Regions from separate parts of the Homo sapiens genome. Here region 1 is linked to region 2. Evidence: chromatin loops called from intact Hi-C (ENCODE). Cell type or tissue: B cell. All regions are shown on one strand. Each heading gives the region's core, and the rest is flanking DNA. Links, peaks and the distances in the headings are about the cores only.

Region 1 (9,598 bases), core at 7-8,006, 56 kb after region 2:
AAAATGGCCTAGACATTTTAACACTGACTACATGAAAGCTAAGTCATGGCTTTATCTATGGGGAAAGGGCAGAATGAGAGAAGCCTCAAGGATTTAGTTATTTGGATAGCATAGACCAGTCTACACAAGTCTGTGAGTGTCTACAAACTAGAAATAGCAGCACCATATTCAGCAGTGGAGAAGCAGTCAAGGCACACTAACTAAGTAGTTCCCACTGACATTAGAAGAATGGTATACTTAGGTTTAATCTCAGTTTTGCCATTTAAAAGTTGGGTGACATACCTCTCTGAATCTCAGCTTTTTTTTTTTTTTTTTTTTTTTTTGAGACAGAGTCTCGTTCTGTTACCCAGGCTGGAGTGCAGTGGTGTGATCTCGGCTCACTGCAGCGGCGTGATCTCAGCTCAATGCAGCCTCCGCCTCCTGGGCTCAAGCAATCCTCCCATCTTAGCCTCCCTAGTAGCTGGGATTACAGGCATGTGCTACCACGCTCGGCTAATTTTTGTATTATTAGTAGAGATGGGGTTTCTCCATGTTGGCCAGGCTGGTCCTGACCTCAGGTGATCCACCCACCTCAGCCTCCCAAAGTGCTGGGATTACAGGCGTGAGCCACTGTGCCCAGCCTGAATCTCAGTTTTATCAAGTGTAAGATGAGTGTGGTAATAACACCTTTCGGAATTGTTCTAACTATTAAAACGGGTGTATTTGAAGTGTTTTGCATGATATCTAGCACATAGAAAACCCCCAAAACTGGTAGTAGTCATTACCCAACTTTAAGGACTGACAAGCAATTGCTACAACTTACTAACATCACCACTTAAACTGGATCAAAGATAATTTTGTTTTTTAAGTTCTTAGTTATACTTACCCATTCTGGATGGAAGTGTGGTCTTTCCAGAGATGTTTCCCAGAGTTCCCCAGAAACACTCCAAAGTATTGCATGATGTAGTTTGTAAGCAAATTTATCCATAGGAAATAATAATAATATTTTAAAAAACAACATTTACCCCCAAAGGTTCTTAGTTTTTTTCCCCCGGTAAATATAAAATATCCAGAGACATATTTTTTTGCTCAAAGATAAACTGGGGGAAATTATTATTAGCAAACTGTTCGTGATATCTGTGTCCTTGTTGAGTTCACAATAACATCTGCCCTTTATTGGGGTGACATCTTCAGTAGCAATCTGGAAAGTAACTGCCCCAAATTTCATTGTTAACCAAGAATTAGAAACATGGACTGGTGCAGTGGCTCACGCCTATAATCCCAGCACTTTGGGAGGCTGAGGCAGGGGGATTGCTTGAGTCCAGGAGTTCAAAACCAGCCTGTGCCACATGGCAAAACCTCATCTCTACAAAAAATACAAAAAATTAGCCGGGCGTGGTGGTGTACATCTGTAGTCCCAGCTACTTGGGAGGCTGAGGTGGGAGGATCAGTTGAGTCCAGGGGGTTGAGGCTGCAGTGAGTCAAGATCATGCCACTGCACTCCAGCCTGGGCAACAGAATGAGACTCTGTCTGCAAAAAAAAAAAAAAAAGAAAAGAAAAGAAAAGAAAGAAAGAAAGAGAAAAAGAAAAAGTAGAAACAGTCCCAAAGATACCTGAAAAGAAAGAAAATGGATGAAGACAACCCAAGTGAAACTTTATAACTCTACTCTGTCGCCCATTGCTCAATTTTATCACTCACACGACCAAAATGCCTTTTTGTTTTTTCCATTTCTAAACAAAACTTCAATGTCTGAGGTTTTCTAACGTGGATTTTCGTGTTTTCATTCAGGAGGCTTTGGCTGGACCTAAGAGATGAAGCATACTGTATGTATTTGTTGTTAATCAACCCCAGAATGTACCTAACAGCCAAAGATGCCAAGGAACGTTGTTGCCCTGCCCCCTGCTCACCTACAAATACTCTACACTTCCCTCAGCCTATTGGATGTAGGAGATTAGAATTATGGGGCTTCAAAAGAGGAGGGATAACGATAGTGGTCACAAAAAAGGCATGTGACTTCCTGCAGAGCCACAGTCAGCACCCCTGCTGACATACTTGCCTGGACAGTGTTAGTTTACTCACAAAGTAAAGCAAATCAGCACTGCTATTTGTGGAGAAAATTCCTAGGTTGAACCGCAATCCTTTAAGAAGTCTCTGAGGGAAGAGGAAATATTTTGAGAACTATTGTTATCAACTCTTTGATATCTGATGATCAATGCTCCAAAGAATTGGATTAATATTTTTACACAATATTGTTGTAGTCAGTAACTGTTTCTATTTCCAGGCATTTTTAGATGAATTCACTAACTGGTCAAGAATAAATCCCAACAAGGCCAGGATTCCCATGGCAGGAGATACCCAAGGTCTGGTAAAGTCGTTCTGCTAAGGAAATATTTCCTTTTGCTGAGCAACTCTTCAGTGGTAGTTGAAGTCCAGTAGAAGTAGGCAAAGCTAATTCACATGAAGAACAAATCTGTGATGGGGGAGGTGTTAGAGCATGTCCCATTGTCTGGGCACACAAAGAAGCAATCGCATATTAACATGAACCAAATTAATGGTAATGAAACCAGAGTTTCTAAGAAATGGTAATAAAATAATAACTAAACCGTGCCTGGCACACTATACTTTACTGATTGCTTTCATATATAGTATATTATTTAACGTGTACAATGGCCCCGTGGCAGGTGGTTCTGTTGCCACTGTATAAACGTTGAAAGGTAGATCTAAAGGGTTTAAGGGATGAGCTGAAGTGGCACAGCTAAGTTGTAAGCCTCAGAGTGTGGAGTGGAGAGTAATATGCCAACAGGTTAAAGGTAACTTCCTCTGAGCAGTCTTTTTTTTTTTTTTTTTTTTGAGATGGAGTCTTGCTCTGTCACCCAGGATGGAGTGCAGTGGCGTGATCTTGGCTCACTACAAACCCCGCCTCCTGGGTTCAAGCAATCCTCCTGCTTCAGTCTCCCGAGTAGCTGGGATGACAGGTGTGCACCACCACACCCAGCTAATTTTTCTGTATTTTTAGTAAACACACGGTTTCACCATGTTGACCAAGCTGGTCTCGAACTCCTAACCTCAAGTGATCCTCCCACCTCAGCCTCCCAAAGTGCTGGGATTTTGGAGCAGCCTTTATATTGCTACACCTGTGGTAATAAAAGACCCTCCTAGCAGTGTTGTCTGCAAGAAAGGACAGTGCCCTTTTCACACTCCCTTTTTTTTCTCACTCCTCTCTCTTGACACCCCAGCAGCTCTTGCCAGTAAACAGACTGACACTATCGGATATTTCTGCCTTATCCTATGTAACTCAGAAAATGTAGATATGCTTACTGTCACAAAGCGTTATTTTCTAATTTCCTTTAAAAAGAAAACCAAGCTGTTTAAGAGGCCAGGAGATGTGGCAATATTTCGGTTTATGTTGGGGGAAAAGAAAGAGGGCTGAGCTGGGAAGAGAATAGGGCCCCAAGATGAGTGCTGTTCCTCCAGAAGCTGAGCCAGCCCATTCTTTACCTATTTTCTTTCTTTTCAGGTGTGGTCGGGACTGTCTCTAAGCCTTGTTTCACAGCATATGAAATGAAAATCGGTGCAATTACTTTTCAGGTTGCTACTGGAGATATAGCCACTGAACAGGTAGATGTTATTGTAAACTCAACAGCAAGGACATTTAATCGGAAATCAGGTACTTTATTTAAGCAATATATTGTAATTATTAGTATGACTAATTTCTGGAAGGGAAATTGTGGCTAATATTTGCCCTGAGTGGACAGAGAGTGTTGTAGAAAATATGTGGTCTCTGAACTCAGGAAGACGTGGGTTGAATCCCAGCTATGCCACTTAGCAATGTGTAGCTGTGGACAAGTCACTTAACCTCTCTGAGTGTCAGTTTCTTTGCCTGTCAAACACCTATTTCCCAGGAGAGGATTAGATGGGGTGTTAACTGATATAAAGGTGGAGTTTAACTGACGCATTGTACTTAGTGTCAGCTCTCAACTGTTGAATTTCCACAAGTATAGTTTAGTACCTCTAAGTTCCTCTATTTTTACTTTCCTGTTTATGTAACCTACTTGGCATTTAGAACTCACCTTCGGTAGCTCTTCTCTTCTCTGCATTACACTGACCGAGAAATGAAACGCAACCGTTTTTCTTTATTTTCCGTGACATGTTTGACTCCCATTATAGTAACACATTCGGGCAGGCCCTCCCCTCATATGTCTATTAATTTATAACTTATACACATACACTCAACCTTTTTGGGTTTTTTGAGGCGGAGTCTCACTCTGTCGCCCAGGCTGGAATGCAGTGGTGCAATCTTGGCTCACTGCAACCTCTGCCTCCCGGGTTCAAGTGATTCTCATGCCTTAGCCTCCTGAGTAGCTGGGACTACAGGCATGTGCCACCCCCTAATTTATTTATTTATTTATTTTTTAGTAGAGATGGGGTTTTGCCATGTTGGCCAAGCTGGTCTGGAACTCCTGACCTCAGGTGATCTGCCTGTCTTGGCCTCCCTAAGTGCTGGGATTACAGGTGTGAGCCACCATGCCCAGCCCTCTTAAACTTTTGTATATTATAAAATGTTGACTTTTAAATTAAAAGGGTAAAATAAAACGGAAATAGAATTTAAATATTTTCTAAGTTGAAAAATATTATGGAACTTACCATGCAGAAGTGAATCTGTAGAATATCCATTTAATTCATTGGTCATTCCATTTTTCAGTCATTTAAAATGTAGACATAAAGAACATTTGGTTATTTGAAACATGCTAAGTTGAATCTATGCATTTATCCCTGTCCCCTTTTGGAATTCCATTATGTATTACAGTATACAGTTGTATACTGTAAAGGAATGAAAAGGATATAAACACACAAGAAAAAAGAACGTTGGAAGGAAAACAACTATGAACAAAAGATAACAAATTTTTAGACGATGGGGAGCTGCTAGCCAAGGGTGGTAACTGCCATGGAGTAGAGAAAATTTAGTACCTGCAGGCGAGAAGAGTAGCCCCAGAGACACAGGAATTAGAGGCTGCTGGTATCTGGGAAGGCAGGGGGCAAGTACAGAGATGAAAATAAGATTGAATGAAATTCCAGATCAGTAGCAGTTAGACTACTTGATTGGATCCTCCATCCTATACAGCAGTAACTTTCCTTGCTCTTCCCTGGCCAGAGATGGGAGGTTTATTCTCTAGAGAAACAGAACCAGAGGGATTTTGGACTTAGGGCACCAGGCATAGGTGAGATGAGGAGCTAGGCTGAAAACTGTTTAAGAGAACATCTGTGGACCAAACATCGAGTGCCCAGCCCCTCTCCTGCATGGATCCCAGAGCAGCAGACAGGAGGTGCTGCCTGCTCGCCTTACACTGAAGCCCGCTGGTCAACAAGCCTTCTTGCATAGAGCTTCTAAGCTCACTCTTAAATAGGAATGGACTGGTGAAGATCACTTGACATTTGAGGAAAATCTTCACAGCAAAGACAGAGACCAGAACAAACAAATTGAAAAGAGATTTTTTTAAAAAGAGACATTTTATAACACATATATAATCAAGGATATAGAGATATAGATATCTTCATAATGATAAAACAACTAACATTCATTCAATATTTTCTGCATGCCGGCTTCTGTGCTAAGCATTTTTCATCCATTATCTCTTTTAATGTACAAATAACCCTGTGAGGGAAGTGCCATATTAGCCTCTGTGTAACAGATGAGGAACTTATTAGTCACATACTAGCTAGTAAATACTGGAGTCAACTTCAACCCAATTTGTCAAAATGCAAAGTCCATATTTTTAACGACTCGACCCAGCTGTCATTAGACTTGACCAAAGTGGTGAAGCTACGACTTTGACTGGAAGATTCACTGGAGTGAAACCAGCTGTTTAACTGAGCAGGGCAGGGAATCAAAGAACTTAGTAAAGTGCTTGATTTTATTACAGTTTTGAGATCCATGCTTCTCAGTATCAGAACTTTTATTTTTATAGTTTCATTCGTTTTTACAAAATAATAAGGGTAGAATGCAAAAAATTTCAAATAACTGCAAAAACAGTCCTGTATAAATAGAGAAGGTAAAGTTGCAGACGCCAGCCTTTCAGCTCCTGGGCACTTCCATGGCACTGAGATCAGACTGTTCATCAGCCACTGGGTGGAGGTTGCTATAGAAAGAGCAGTTGGTCGGGCGTGGGGGTGGTCAATGGATTATGCACAAAAGGGTGAGTTGAGCAGAAGTCTAATGTACAAAAACTATAACCACTTATTGAATTCTAACTGATGCCTTTTACCATTAACATGTCTTATTTAGGTGTGTCAAGAGCTATTTTAGAAGGTGCTGGACAAGCTGTGGAAAGTGAATGTGCTGTACTAGGTATGGGCACATGTTACTTTTGACTACAAACTTGAAAATCAGAGGGCTGAGATTACAGTGAGAGGATGTACAGGAGGACTGGAGGTGGAGTAAGTAGCGAGCAAAACTTTGCAAGAAGGTTGGTTCACTGGAAGAGCAGGCAGAGGTGGTGGAACTTGGAGGCTATGGGGGAGAGGTTCTTCATCCCACCATCTCATCTGTCTCTTACTTCCTGAGTAGTAAAAAGAACCCAGGCCTGGGTCCTAATAATCCAGGCTCTGCCATTTACTGAGCGATCCTAGGCACGTCATCTAACTGCTAAGAGCTTTGCTTCTCTCATCAGTAGGAAAGTTCTACTAATAAGTAGTGTGGGAAAGCTGTGCCACAGGTGGTTTTGAGGATCAGAAGGAACAATTAATGTGAAAAGTTCTGTAAACTGTGAAGTGCTGTACAAACTTTCCCCAAACTTGTTCTACTTCTTCCAGCACAACTGCATATAGCCAACTTCTAATCCTTTTATGAATGAGTGTGGACTTTGAGTGGGGAACCTAAGGTAGTGATTATAAACTGTTTGTCCTTCAAAATATCCCTTGCAGAGTAGGGTAGACACTCAGCTATGAGTATGCTTTCAAGAAGTCATAGAGCACCATGTTTGACAATGTATTCCCACAACCGACCTGCTACAATGCCTGAAACTCCTATCTTAGTAGCTGTCCTCTGATTAAGAAATTTCTCTGGAGTGAATACAGTTCTGGAGTGACAGCAAAGGAAGGTAATATTTGATTACTAACATGAGGACGTTAGCAGGTGTTTGAGTACTGGGAGAGCTCGCTGTGCCTGGGAGGCAGGAGCAGAGGATGAAGGTGGGCTGGACAAGCTGGAAAAGCCTGAGGAGGCTGCCTGGGAGGGGAGGGTGGGAGGGACACCCGAGGGGCCCTAGGGAGTGCCTGGTCATGGGTGCTCCTCAGGAGGGCAGGATGGGATGGGCAGGGATCCACTCTCCTCCTCCCTTTTGCTGGCCCCAGCCTTACTCAGAGCAGTCTGAACCAAAGAAGCAGTGCCTTAAAATGGCCCTCATAATTTCCATGTGCTCAAGAGCTCTAGGGTCCTGAGCCAAGGAGAAGTTTTCATCCTTTCACACCTCTGTGCCACAGAGTACGTTGCTTTTATCTCCTTCAAAATTAATGTGGCTGAATGTGCATAGAAATTGCTCTTCTGGGACAGCAGAGTGGGGGTTAAGAGCTATGGAGACTGGCTGCTTGGGTTCGAGTCCTAGGCAATCTTTAGCTACTGACCTTACCTCTCTCTGTGGCTGTTTCATGTGTGTAATGGGGAAAACAGTACCTGCCTCATAGGCTTGTTTTGAGGATTGAGCAGATTGATGCAGATAAAGTACTTTTGAACAGCACCCCAAATACTCAACAGTGTATTTGTTGAGCTCGAGAATTCTGATTGTAAAGAAAATGTGGTTGTCACAGTCCAGTGAATGAAACCAACAAGCTCGAGTGAGACTGGGCTTCACAGCCTTCACGGATGTCAGCTGTTTTCATTTCTCAAAAATCAAAGTGTTGCCTCCAGTAATTAATGGGCTGCATGTTTGTTTTTCTTTCCTTTTTTTCAGCTGCACAGCCTCACAGAGATTTTATAATTACACCAGGTGGATGCTTAAAGTGCAAAATAATAATTCATGTTCCTGGGGGAAAAGATGTCAGGAAAACGGTCACCAGTGTTCTAGAAGAGTGTGAACAGAGGAAGTACACATCGGTTTCCCTTCCAGCCATTGGAACAGGTTTGCAGCTTATCATTCTATAATAAAATTTGAGTGATACAAATTCCTTTAGAATTAGTCTCACTCTTAAGCAGATCAGTGCTGAATCCATCTGAAAGTGGGAACAATGATGTAAATCAGAGAGGGAGCCATCTTTTAGATCTGGAGGGCACCACCAGCTACTGGGCCGAAGCCTCTTTCCTCCATCTTTCTTCTTTATTTTTTCAAGACAGAGTCTCACTCTGTTGCCCAGGCTGGAGTGCAGTGGTGTAATCTCAGCTCACTGCAACCTCCTCCTCCCAGGCTCACGCAATCCTCCCACTTCAGCCTCCCAAATAGCTAGGACCACAGGTGTGTACCACCATGCCTGGCAAATATTTGTATTTTTTATGGAGACAGCGTTTCCCCATGTTGCCCACGCTGGTCTCAAACTCCTAGGCTCAAGCAATCCGCCTGCCTCAGCCTCCCTAAGTGCTGGGATTACAGGCATGGGCCACTGTGCCCACCCCTTTCTTCTTTATTTTATGTTCCCTAAGTATCTTTCCAAGTTTGGTCCTTAACTTCATAGTTTTCTCACTCTTCATTTTTTCTCCTTGGGGGATTCATTCAGTCTCATGTCTGGTAACATTTCTGCATTGACTCCCAAATCAGCATTTCTCATTCTCTCCAGGATCTCCTCTGGGGGAGTTTTCTATTACCAGAAACTTCATTACATCAGAATCCAAACTCATGATCCTCTCTTGAAAACAGACACTCCTCTTGAGCTCCTGGGCTTTCTCGTTTCCTCCTTTGGTGGTGCCATGACGCTCCCAGCTGCCCTGGCCTGCCATCCTTGCTTTGTTGTGTCCCCAGACACCCACAGTCAGCAAGTCCTGCTGAATCTTCTTCCAGAGAGTTGTTGAATTCCAGCCTTTCTTTTTGTTTCCAAACTCTTCAGACCTCCCCCATCTGGTTTACTTCAGCATCTCCCAGCCGGCTCCTCATTTGTGCATTCATTCATTGAATTGAAATGCCGTTACCTAGGCTCTGTGCAAGGCACTGGGGAGAAAATCATGAGTAAGATGCAGTCACTCCCCATGAGCAACAAACTCAGGTTTGTCCTGCTCACAGTTTCTAGGAACGCTTTCCTCATCTCTGTCATATCATCCAGTCATTTGCTCTTCTTAGTTGACAGTGCTACTGGTCACTCACTTCCTGATTCATTCACATCCATGTCCCCTGTCACTCTCATGGAAGTGAGGGCTTCTTATTTGGGAAGTATTAATAGTATGTAGCCACAGATTACCATTAATCTAAGAGAGTTTTTCAGCAATTAAATTCCTGGTCTTACAGCCACCACCATCATTTTAGCTCAACTCTGTAGACTTCCTTCCTCTTCCCAGATTAAAACAGAATGCTCCTGCAGGTATCCCAGGTCCCTCTCGTATGAACCCCAGGGCACCCTGCAATGTTTGCAGTACATTCTTCCTGGCTTCCACACACCGATAACCTTTTGTTATAACCTTTTGCTATCGGCGGTAATGA
Region 2 (11,352 bases), core at 1,629-9,628:
AAGAGAAGATTAAAAAAAAAAAAAAAAAAAAAAAAAAAAAAAAGCACAGTTTGAAAGGTTGTAATCCCACTTCATACCAGGAGACTGTGTTTCCTATGTGCAAAAGAGAGATGAACTTCATGTAGTGCTCTTCATGATTCTTCTTCTCAACTACACATATAATTAGACCACGGACATCTAAGAGTTTTCAGTGGTAGGTCACCCATAAAGTGCATAGTCTTGTGCCTGGCATATATTAAGTACTCCATAAGTGGTAGTTACTATGATGCAGTGATGATGGTAGGAAAACCATGTATATGGGGGCTTGTGAATTTTTAAAAATATATATAAAAGTGGCGAGCTTAGAAAGACCAATGCTTAGGGCACAGGTATTGGAAGGGACTTAATTATGAGCCAAAATAGGCGGAGGTTTTATAACTTTTTTGCCTTTGTCAGCATCTAAGTTTATGTTTTCTTAAGAGTAGACCCTGAGACAAAGATGTGAATGTAAGTAGTTTATTTGGGAGGTGATCCTAGGAAATACTAGGGCCTTGGGGTGGGGAGGGCAGGCTGGGAAAGTAAGACAAATGAACAAAGCACGTGTAACTAGGCAGATGGAACTTAACTCTACTGGGAAACAGTGTAGATCTTGTGCCTCAGGGTTATACCACTGGAGGGGTAGTAACCACAGGAGCTGGAGTATTTATCCAACTTCTTTTTCTTTTGAGACAGGGTCTCACTGTGTTGCTCAGGCTGCAGTGTAGTGATGCAGTCTTGGCTCACTGCAACTTCTGCCTCCTATGCTCAAGCCATCCTCCCACCTCAGCCTCCTGAGTAGCCAGGGCTACAGGCTCACAGCACTACACCCACACCATCGTGTCCAGCTAATTTCCGTATTTTTTTCTGTAGAGATGGGGTTTCACCATATTGCCTAGGCTGGTCTCAAACTCCTGATTTCAAGCAATCTGCCCACCTGGGCCGATTGAAATAAGGTAGTATACCTGTTATCAATTGATGGTAAGCCCCAGTTTAGCTGGCATTTTTTCCCCTTTCTCAGAGGCATTTCCCAGAGTGCTCCAAAAGATTCAAGCAATCTGCCCACCTGGGTGGCTTCAAAAAGGCCACCATGCCTGGCCTACCCAACTTCTATTGGTCATTGATTGAGGCAGTTCCCTGGTGAGGAGGAGTAGGGGAGACATTGGACCAGCCAATGAGCACTGATACTGTCTGCTTCAGTTCAGTAAATAATTCTTTATGATATTCTAGTCTGGCACAATTTTGGTGAAATTAAAACTAATTGACTAAAAATTATTTACCGTATGTGGCAGACAAGAAGATGTGCTACTCAGATCTCCCTGCGATTGGCTATGAAGTGGGAAATACAGTTAGCTGACAGCCTCCAGCTGTTAGCCCCTCAGGGTTCATCTCAGCTTTCAGCCAAGGTCATGCTATTCTCAGGGCAGCCTCCATCAGTAGCTGAGCAAGGCCATTCATGCCCAACGTGGGACACCTCTAACAGTCAATCTCAGGCTTGCAGAGACTGTCGGGTTTTTATTACAGTCTGATGGCTAGTCTGCCCAGTCCGGCTTCCTCTCTTTACCTTTCACAGTGAATTTTTTGCACTCCTAATTCCATCTCAAATTCTGCTTCCTGGAGGACCCAGCTTGGGACACTGTATTTCATGGTGTCTAAGATATTGTTGTTACAATGCCTCTGAGAAAGGGAAAAAAATGCCAACTAAACTGGGGCATACCATCAATTGATAACAGGTACACTACCTTATTTCAGTATTGTTAAAATGTGAAAAAAAAATGTGCATCCTAAAATAGATAAAATGTGATCATTACTTTTATTTTGCTTCAACTCCCATTTCTAATCTGAGTCTCCTAGAAAGACCTCTTGTGGCCTCAATTACCCAAACGAAGCCGGAATTGGGTAGTCAGGCCCTATTGGCCTGAGCTTTGGTTGAAAATCTTTAATGGGGGACCCCTGGAATTAGGCCAGAACTATTTAGCTTGTATAGTACTCGTTGAGCAAGGAGACAATCAGTTGGCCACCCCATCTGGTCAATTCAGCCATAGGCTGTCGTTAAAAGAGTCTCACATTTACGGGCAAAGGAGAGGAATGGTGTAGGCCTTGAGAGAATATGCCTGCTGGTCGGTGCCACACCAACTCTGAAGCATGTGCGGGGGTCCCCACAAGGGTCTGCAGTCACGCACCTGAGCACTTGTAGGGGAGACATTCTTCTGTATTCCCCTTTCTCCACTGAGGAAAGATCTGAGCAAAGACTTTCTGAAACAAGAGTGAGAGCGAGGTAATCCTACCTGATTTTTCATTGTAAGCTGCTGCTCCGGCCACCTGTGAAAAATGAGAATGGCTTTCTTAAAAAATGGAAGTGGAATGACTACAGCTTACTGATAACCAATACACCCTAGTAAACACAATGCAATGGAAATCCTGCTCAAAGCACTGTGTTTGGGAGGGCAGGAAGCATGTGTTTTTTTAAATCTGCATGCCCGAAACACTTAAAATACTAAATGTGCCAGCAAACATTGGCCCTATGTCATTTCCCTAGGGGCCGATGCATTTCTTTTTTTAAATTTAATTTTATTGTTTTTCGAGACAAGGTTTCACTCTGTCACCCAGGCTGGAGTGCAGTGGTGCAATCACAGTTCACTGCAGCCTTGAACTCCTGGGCTGAAGCAATCCTCCCATCTCAGTCTCCTGAATAGCTGGGACTACAGGCATGCACCACCATGCCCAGCTAATTGTTTTTACTTTTTTAGAGATGAGCGGAGTCTTGCTATGTTGACCAGGCTGGTCTCGAACTACTGATTTCAAGTGATCCTCCTGGCTTCAGCCTCTGTAGTAACTGGGATTATAGGCGCCAGCCACCGCCAATGCATCTCAGTGCATCTCATTCTAATTCAGAATGAGATGAGGTTTAGAGATCAACACTTTAAAAGGCCCAAAAGTCACAGACCAAAATGACCCCAAACTCTCAGATAGACTCCAATCTCCAAAAGCTCATGGGGTTTCTCTAGACAGAAGACCTGGGGACATGAGCCTCATCAGCTCTGTCTCTCATCCACCAGCAAGGATCCACTTTTAATTGCCTTTGTCATGGTACAAACCTTAATGTGGAATTTTCAAGTTTAGTAAGTGACTTCTAATCTGATCTTTCTCTATTCCCTTCTTTTCATTCATCCTCTATTACTCTCCTTACCCCAACCCGAAAAAGCAGAATCACTAAATGAGCTGAGAATTAAAATGATTCTGAAAAATCATCCAGCTTCAAGTTGACACTATTTATTAGATTAGCATATTCTTGATTCCCCATTTCTCAAGAAGGGAGAAAGGAGAAAACTTTATTGAGCTATTAAAAGCAGATGAGGATGTCAACTGTTGGTGAACACCCCAGATTTCTTGCTGTTATATAAAGAAGTATTCATGTGCTGATCAAGGTTCATGACGTATACACATTTATGCTTTTTACCATGGAAAAGTCCATCCTCCAGGTCCCCGGGGGAGTCTTTAAATGTTTATTCCCTTTTGCGCTTCAAAGCATAGACTGTAGTTTCCAGATATGGTGGCCCACTTCTAGGAATGAATTAGAAAAGATGCAATAAACATTAGCCAGAATCTTAGGAAATTCGGTAAGAATATACTGTAGGAGGACTGAACATGATTTCTGATCTTGATGAGTTCTTAATTTCCTTGATAACGATGTACACATTGTTTTGCTGTTGTTGTTACTGTTTGCCTTCTACCCTTTCCAAGAGAGGTTCCAGTGGAAATCATAATGGCAGTTCAGAGAAGGGAAAATGCTCTACGACCTGGAACAGGAAAAGCTATATGGAGGAGTTGAGACTAGAGCCTGGTCATGAAGGATGCAGGAGGTTTTTACATATTTAGAAGAAGAGGGTGATAACAAAGTGGTGAGACTGAGAACAGCATTCAAAGAACAGTAAAGAAGACCGAGCTTATGAGTGAGTGAAGCCCCCTGGAGAGCGTTTGAAGAAAGAGGAAATGCCACTAGAGCCTGTGAGGGGGGTGTATTATTGAATTTGTGATAAACATCCTTGACCTAATGATAGGGGTATATCTGGTTAAAAGTCAGAAAATCTGGGAAAAATACTTTGTTATGATTTTCCATCTAATAGGTAGGAATTAAAGATTATGAATTTTTAGAAGACTGATGATGAAAATGCTTAAAGATACAGTTGCCCACACTTGTTGCTATATTTAGGCCTCGAAATGATTTCTTTGTTTGTTTTTTTGTTTGTTTTTTTGTTTTTTGAGTTGGAGTCTCACTCTGTCCCCCAGGAATGCAGTGGCTCGATCTTGGCTCACTGCAAGCTCCGCCTCCTGGGTTCACGCCATTCTCCTGCCTCAGCCTCCTGAGTAGCTGGGACTACAGGCGCCCGCCACCACGCCCAGCTAATTTTTTGTATTTTTAGTAGAGATGAGGCTTCACCGTGTTAGCCAGCACGGTCTCAATCTCCTGACCTCGTGATCTACCCGTCTCGGCCTCCCAAAGTGCTGGGATTACAGGCGTGAGCGACCGCGCCTGGTCGAAATGATTTCTAATGTCTTTGCAATAGAAACATTTTGTACAACCATCTACAGCATCAGAGCACTATTCTTACTCATCAAGGGAAAGCAGCAGGTCTAGTACAATCCTTTGCATTCTAAAATGCAAAGACAAGATGCATTTTTTGCCTCCAGAGGGCACTGCTGTTTTCAAAAAAGAAGGATGACTTCATCTGCTTTGGCCATGGGCTTTTGCTTTAAATGTTGCACCTGTTTCTGTCTTCAGGCCAAGTTTTACAGGCCTATGGATAGCCAAACAAGGAGCATAGTGCCCTAAGCATTCCATTTCTTCCATTTTAAAAACAGAAAAGCCTTCCCAACTTTCCATCACTGGTTCCTACTGTGTTTCCTTCTCTTCATAAGCAGCCAAACTTCTGGAATGAGTAGTGGACTCTCCTTCTGTCCACCTGCCCACTCAGCCTACTATAACCTGGCTCCCTGCCTCATTCCCAGCACCCTTTTGAAACTGCCAGTGGCCAGGCATGGCGGCTCACACCTGTAACCACAGCACTTTGGGAGGCAGAGGCAGGCAGATTGCTTGAGCTCAGGAGTTCGAGACCAACCTGGGCAACATGGCAAGACCTCATCTCTACTAAAAATACAAAAAGTTAGCTGGCCATGTTGGTGCATGCCTATAGTCCCAGCTACTTGGGAGGCTGAGATGGGAGGATCACTTGGTGGGAAGTTCAGGCTGTAGTGAGCTGTGATTGTGCCACTGCACTCCAGCCTGGGCAAGAGGAATGAGACCCTGTCTCAAAAAAAAGAAGAGAAACTGCTCATCAGAATCCCTCATGTGGTTAATGCCAATGGATTATCTTCTATCCATCTTTACTGGACCACTTTCTATAGTATTTCACTCTTTGATTCCTGAAATTCTGCTTTCCTGGCTTCTCCTATGCCATCTTCCCTTGGTTCTTCTATTACCCTTCACTTTGCCTTTACAGGCCTTTTCCCTGCGTTCACTTCCACCATCTCCCTCTTAATTGTTTGCCCCAGGATTCTGTCTAAGGCGTTTTTCATCTCATTCTGCATACTCCCCAGGAGTGATCTCATCCATTTCCATGGCTTCAACTCACCAATTGCAAATATGACTCTTATATCTGCAGTTCTAGGCCATGGCTCTCCTGAGCCCCATTTTTCAACTCCACCTGGAGGTCTCACAGTCCCCTCAAATTAGCCTCTGCAAAAGTAGACCTCTTATCTCCTGGTCCCCAATCCTCCATCCCACCCCCACCAAATCCATACTTTATCTCCTGGATTCTACAGCTCAGTAAATGATAATACCATTTACGTACTCAAATCAGAAATCTAGGAACTTTCCCTGAGTCTTTTTTGTCTCATATCTGGGACCTGACAAACTAAATCACTTTCAAATATGCCCCTTCCTTCCTCGCCCACTGACACTGCCTCACTTCAGAGTCTCAGCAACTTTTGCCTGAGCTGTGGCAATATACTCTTTTCTTTTCTTTTCTTTTCTTTTCTTTTCTTTTCTTTTCTTTTCTTTTTGAGACGGAGTCTTACTCTGTCGCCCAGGCTGTGGCGCGATCTTGGCTCATTGGAAGCTCCGCCTCCCGGGTTCACGCCATTCTGCTGCCTCAGCCTCCCTAGTAGCTGGGACTACAGGCGCCCACCACCACGCCTGGCTAATTTTTTTTTTTTTTGTATTTTTTTTAGTAGAGACGGGGTTTCACCATGTTAGCCAGGATGGTCTCGATCTCCTGACCTCATGATCCGCCTGCCTTGGCCTCCCAAAGTGCTGGGATTACAGGCGTGAGCCACCGCGCCCAGCCATCAATATACTCTTTTCAAAGATTTAAATGTACCTAGTTTGACATTTTATTGTTTGAATAGGTATTACATTTACATGGTTCAAATTTAGAAAATGTAAAAGGTTTCCTCCTGTCTCCGCTGCTAAATTCCCTGTCCAGAGTCAATCAGCGCTTCTCCTGTATTCTTCCAGTGGCATTTTTTACACGAAAGGTAGTAGCTTATACACACACTTCTGCATCTTATTTTTCCCACATAATGTATCCTAGAGATCTTTTCATGTTAGCACATAGAGAGCTTTTTCATTTTTCCTACTGCCCATTGTATTCCATTGTATAGATATACTATTATTATTAAACTGCTAGTCCCCCTATTTATGGGCATTAAAGAGTTCCCTATCTTTTGCTATTGTAAACAAGGCTGTAAAGAACATCTTTGTACACAGGTCACTTCACACAGGGGCTAATATATCAATGGGACAAATTCCTAGAAATGGAACTCCAGAACCAAAAAGTATATGCAGTTGTAATTCTGACAGTATTGCCAAATTGTTCACAGTAAAGACGGGCCCATTTCCAGTCTTACCAGCCATGTGCAAAAACCTTATCTCAGGCCTCTCTGCCGCCACTCATCCCTGCTTGTAAATGTGTCCTCCACACGGTTGTCAGCACCATATTTCTAAAATGCAAATCTGGCAAGTCATTTTCTTGCTTTCCCTGCTTAAAGCCCTTCAGGTCATCTTCACTGCTCTTCAAGGCTTTTCACCATCTAAATATGTCCTGTCCAGGGTGGACTATCAGCCTCACATAGCTACTGAGGCTACATGTGGCCAGTCTGAATCGAGATGTGATGTAAGTATAAGAAAAACACTGGGTTGCAAAGACGTGGTATGATAAAAAGAATGTAAAAATCTCATTACATGCTGAAATGATTAAGTTTTGGATATGTCAAGCTAAATAACATCATTACAGTTAATTTCATCTGTTTCTTTATCCTTTAAAAATTTCCTAAAAATCATTAAAATTAATTTCATCTGTTTCTTTATCCTTTAAAAAATATGGCTGCAAAAATTTTAGAATGAACCTACTGGCTCCCATTGTATTTCTGCTGGACAGTGCCCATCTAGGTAGGCTCTCCCTCCTTCATCCCCTCACCCATCTCCTCTCCTCCCAGGCCCCAGGCCCACTCTGTGCTTCAGACCACAGTGGTCCCTAAGCCTCAGGTGCTTTTCCCCCCAATCCTGTCCTCCCCATCTCGCCGCCACACTCAATTTATTAAGATTCTGCTTGAAACTTCCCCTTGGAGGCCTTGGAGAAGTTTTGCTCCTTGGTTCACAGGTCCGCCTCCCCTCACCAGCCCTTGACATCAGGGCCTTGCTCTGCTCTTTGGGCAGCAAGAAACAATTCAGTGCTGTTGGTTAAATCAAGCAATGGAGGAGAAAAGCCCGCAGAAGCCCGTCTAAAGGGTAGAGTTGGAGGGAGGGAAGGGGTAACAGGTCACAATTACCAGATGAACACATTCAAATTTTCAAAAATGGGTAAGTTTAACATGGATTCAGAATGTGAATTACTTTTTAGGATCAAATAATAGTGGTAACAGCAGTAAGAGTTACAAAGAATAAGAAACACAGGAGAAACTTACTTTCTTTGCATAGTCTACTCACAAGGGAGGCCTGGCCCTGGGACCCGGGTCCGCGCCCGTCCCCCTTCTCCCCGCCCACCTCGAGCCTGCAGGAGAGGGGACCCCGAGGGCCCAGAGGCACCGGACCTACTCACCCGGCAGGCCGCTCTCCTCGGTGCAGACAGCACAGGGAGGAGGGGGAAGCGGCTCTGCCGGGAACAGGGAGGGACCTCCAGGGAAGCGAAACTGAAACTTTGCGCCCAGTCCGCAGGGCGGGCCGCGCCTTTACCGCCCAGCTGCCTCCCGGAGCCCCCGCGCCCTCCCGACGCGCAGAGCCATGGCCTCCCACCTGCGCCCGCCGTCCCCGCTCCTCGTGCGGGTGTACAAGTCCGGCCCCCGAGTACGAAGGAAGCTGGAGAGCTACTTCCAGAGCTCTAAGTCCTCGGGCGGCGGGGAGTGCACGGTCAGCACCCAGGAACACGAAGCCCCGGGCACCTTCCGGGTGGAGTTCAGTGAAAGGGCAGGTGAGCTTCGGGCGGCCAGGCTGCGAAAGCCCTCTGGGGGCCCGGCCCCCGGGTTTCCAGGCGGACCCAGTTCCAGCTGACCTAGGGGAGAGGGCGGGAGAAAGTATGTCACTGTGCGGTGGCGGACAGGGACGGGGCCCTACTGCCAAGAGACTCACTGAGACAGTGAACACTCGGTGGAGGATGGGGCCTCACATGTGCCTGGTGCGGGTCTGGCTGACGGCGCCTTAGTGTGGATGCTTTCCATATCCTCATTCTAACTTAATTTCTCAGCTGTCATCTTCCTTCCCCCAGATGCCTGCCAGCTGCTGTCCTTGTCATTCAGGGATTCCACTTTTATGTTTTAAATAATGGTTCCATTGTTCCATCCATGAACAAAAGGATGTTCCATTTTGTGTTTTTGAGGATTACAAAAGTGATATATGCTCACTATAGAAATAAAAGAGTAAAAAAGAAAACAACCTGAAGATAAACAATGTGACCATTTGGTGTATTTCCTTCCTGCCTTTTTTTATGAATGCCAGCAAACACATGTATATTTACAAAATTCGGAGTCTGCACTTTTGATTCCTGCTGTTGTCACTTACCTGTATAATGAGTATTGAAATGGGAGACTGGGCCGGGTGCGGTGGCTCACGCCTGTAATCCTAGCACTTTGGAGGCCGAGGTTGGTGGATCACCTGAGGCCAGGAGTTCGAGACCAGCCTGGCCAACATGGGGAAATTCCGTCTCTACTAATAATACAAAAATTACCCGGGCATGGTGGTGCGCACCTGTAATCCAAGCTACTCTGGAGGCTGAGGCAGGAGAATCGCTGGAACTCGGGAGGCAGAGAGGTTGCAGTGAGACGAGGTCCTACCATTGCACTCCAGCCTGGGTGACAGAGTGAGACTCCGTCTAAAAAAAAAAAAAAAAAAAAAAAGAAGGAAGGAAGGGAGGGAGGGAGGGAAAGAAGGAAGAAGGAAAGGGGAGACTGGAGACAGTTTTAGAAACATGATGTTTAATCGGTGGACAATGTTCCATTGTCATTAAGCTTTCACTTCTATAGTAAAACTTAATCCGCACACTTTAGAGCTCTTAATAGCTCCCCGACTTTCTCCATCGCCAACCCACCATTCCAGGATGCAGGGAGCAGCCTTACTGGGAGGTGCTGGGGCAGAGTACAGACACAGGAATGAGAGGATTACTTGAAATCTCTCCCATTTTTATGTGTGTATATGTGTGTGTTTAATGTCTCCACTGAAGCTAAGGAGAGAGTGTTGAAAAAAGGAGAGCACCAAATACTTGTTGACGAAAAACCTGTGCCCATTTTCCTGGTACCCACTGAAAATTCAATAAAGAAGAACACGAGACCTCAAATTTCTTCACTGACACAATCACAAGCAGAAACACCGTCTGGTGATATGCATCAACATGAAGGACATATTCCTAATGCTGTGGATTCCTGTCTCCAAAAGGTGAGTATTGAAAGAAGGAGCTGGCTGTGCCTGCGCCTCCTCTCCAGTCACCAGCCTCATGTATTATTGATCCAACACCCATGTGCTGGGCACGTACATGGGAGCCAGGCACTGTTTTAGGCACTGGACACAGAGATGAATATAACAGACAAGGCCCCTGCTCTCAGGCAGCTTATACTGGGGGCCAGGTCATGCACAGAAAGACAGTAGGCAAGTAAACAAAATAAATAAAACCATTTTATTTATTTGGAGAGAAACAGCGCCAGGGCAAGCAAGGGGAAGATGGGGGTGGTGTTACTTCTTTTTTTCCCCCCAAGACAGAGTCTCACTTTATCGCCCAGGCTGGAGTACAGTGGCACAATCATGGCTCACTGCAGAGTTGACCTCCTGGGCTCAAGGGATCCTCTCACCTCAGTCTCCTGAGTAGCTAGGACTATAGGCGCCACTACACCCAGCCAATTTTTTTTTTTTTTGTAGAAACAGAGTCTCACTATGTTGCCCAGGCTGTTCTCAAATTCCTGGGCTCAAGCGATCTGCCCGCCTTGGCCTCCCAAAGTGCTGGGATTACAGTCATGAATTACTGCACCTGGCCTGGTGCTACTTCTAACCAGAAATCAGAGACAACTTGACTGAGGAGGTGATGTTTGGCCTGAAACTTGAATGATGACAAGATTCATTCAACAATAGATATCCACTGCCTACTGTGTTCCAGGCACTGTTATAGGAGCTGGGGAGGCAGCCAGGAACATGGCAGACTCGGCTTCCAGGGACGGCACCTTCTAGAGAGAGAAACAGACAATATTAGTAAACAATAGATATATAATAAAATGTCTGCCAGTCATACCTGCTAGGAAGAAGAATAAGTGACAGACAGTGACAGAACCACCATTTAAAATAGGATGTCTGGAAAAACCTCAAGTGAGGTGACATCTCTAGCCAAGTGGATTTCTGGGCGGAAAGTGTCCTAGAGGGAAGCATAGGTGCAAAGTCCCCAAGAGCTGACATTTTGAGGCCCAGAAGCTTTAAGGAAGCCAGTGTGGTGGGGAGGGCAGTGAGCAATGGAGAGAGGTGCTAGGAACTCGGGAAGGTACCCAGAAGACAGGCCTTTGGGGCTGAAGGTAAGGATTTTGGATTTTTAACTTAAAATGTTAGGGGATTCATCAGATAGTTTTGAGCCAGGGGAGAGGGCGATCTGGTTTATATTTCTAAAGGGTCACTCTGGCTGCTGTTGGAAAACTGAACGTAGAAAGGGGATAGAATGGAGAGTTAGAGCCTGGTTAGGAGGGGTTGCAGTGCGCCAGGTGAAAGATGATAATGGCATGCACTTTGGTGGCCTTGATGGAGGTGTGAGAAATGGCTGGATTCAGGAAACATTTTGAAGATCTAGAGGAAGGATCTTAACATGCAAAGTC

What was found. Hi-C counts contacts between places; a loop is a spot of excess contacts. Peaks named below come from ENCODE experiments on the same cell type or tissue, not always from the same donor. Only the 100,000 strongest peaks of a DNase experiment are listed, where the experiment ranks them.
Region 1: a loop joins it to region 2, with 6 times the contacts of the local background. A loop is called at or near these places in 9 of 110 quality-filtered maps.

The regions. Positions count from the first base shown.
Region 1 is chr3:122,613,517-122,623,114 of GRCh38, forward strand. It overlaps PARP15 (poly(ADP-ribose) polymerase family member 15), which reads left to right. Exons shown (of 12, transcript NM_001113523.3): 5 at 2,263-2,341; 6 at 3,499-3,648; 7 at 6,265-6,327; 8 at 7,928-8,095. Among named protein-coding and RNA genes, the nearest start is that of PARP15, 41 kb to the left of the region's middle. In B cell, for the core only: no CTCF peak of the experiment used is centred there; DNase peaks (open chromatin) are centred at 3,965 and 7,815; H3K27ac peaks cover 5,429 bases.
Region 2 is chr3:122,556,131-122,567,482 of GRCh38, forward strand. It overlaps PARP9 (poly(ADP-ribose) polymerase family member 9), which reads right to left and starts at 8,170. Exons shown (of 11, transcript NM_001146105.2): 1 at 8,115-8,170; 2 at 3,476-3,579; 3 at 2,304-2,337. The coding sequence starts at 3,490. It overlaps DTX3L (deltex E3 ubiquitin ligase 3L), which reads left to right and starts at 8,208. Exons shown (of 5, transcript NM_138287.3): 1 at 8,208-8,483; 2 at 9,729-9,940. The coding sequence starts at 8,297. LOC105374071 (a long non-coding RNA gene) reads left to right here. Exons shown (of 5, transcript XR_001740869.2): 5 at 3,760-3,840. RefSeq lists a silencer at 7,956-8,055 and an enhancer at 8,096-8,215. In B cell, for the core only: CTCF peaks have their summits at 4,705 (motif pointing right) and 4,907; DNase peaks (open chromatin) are centred at 4,711, 7,661 and 8,221; H3K4me3 peaks cover 2,648 bases; H3K27ac peaks cover 4,387 bases.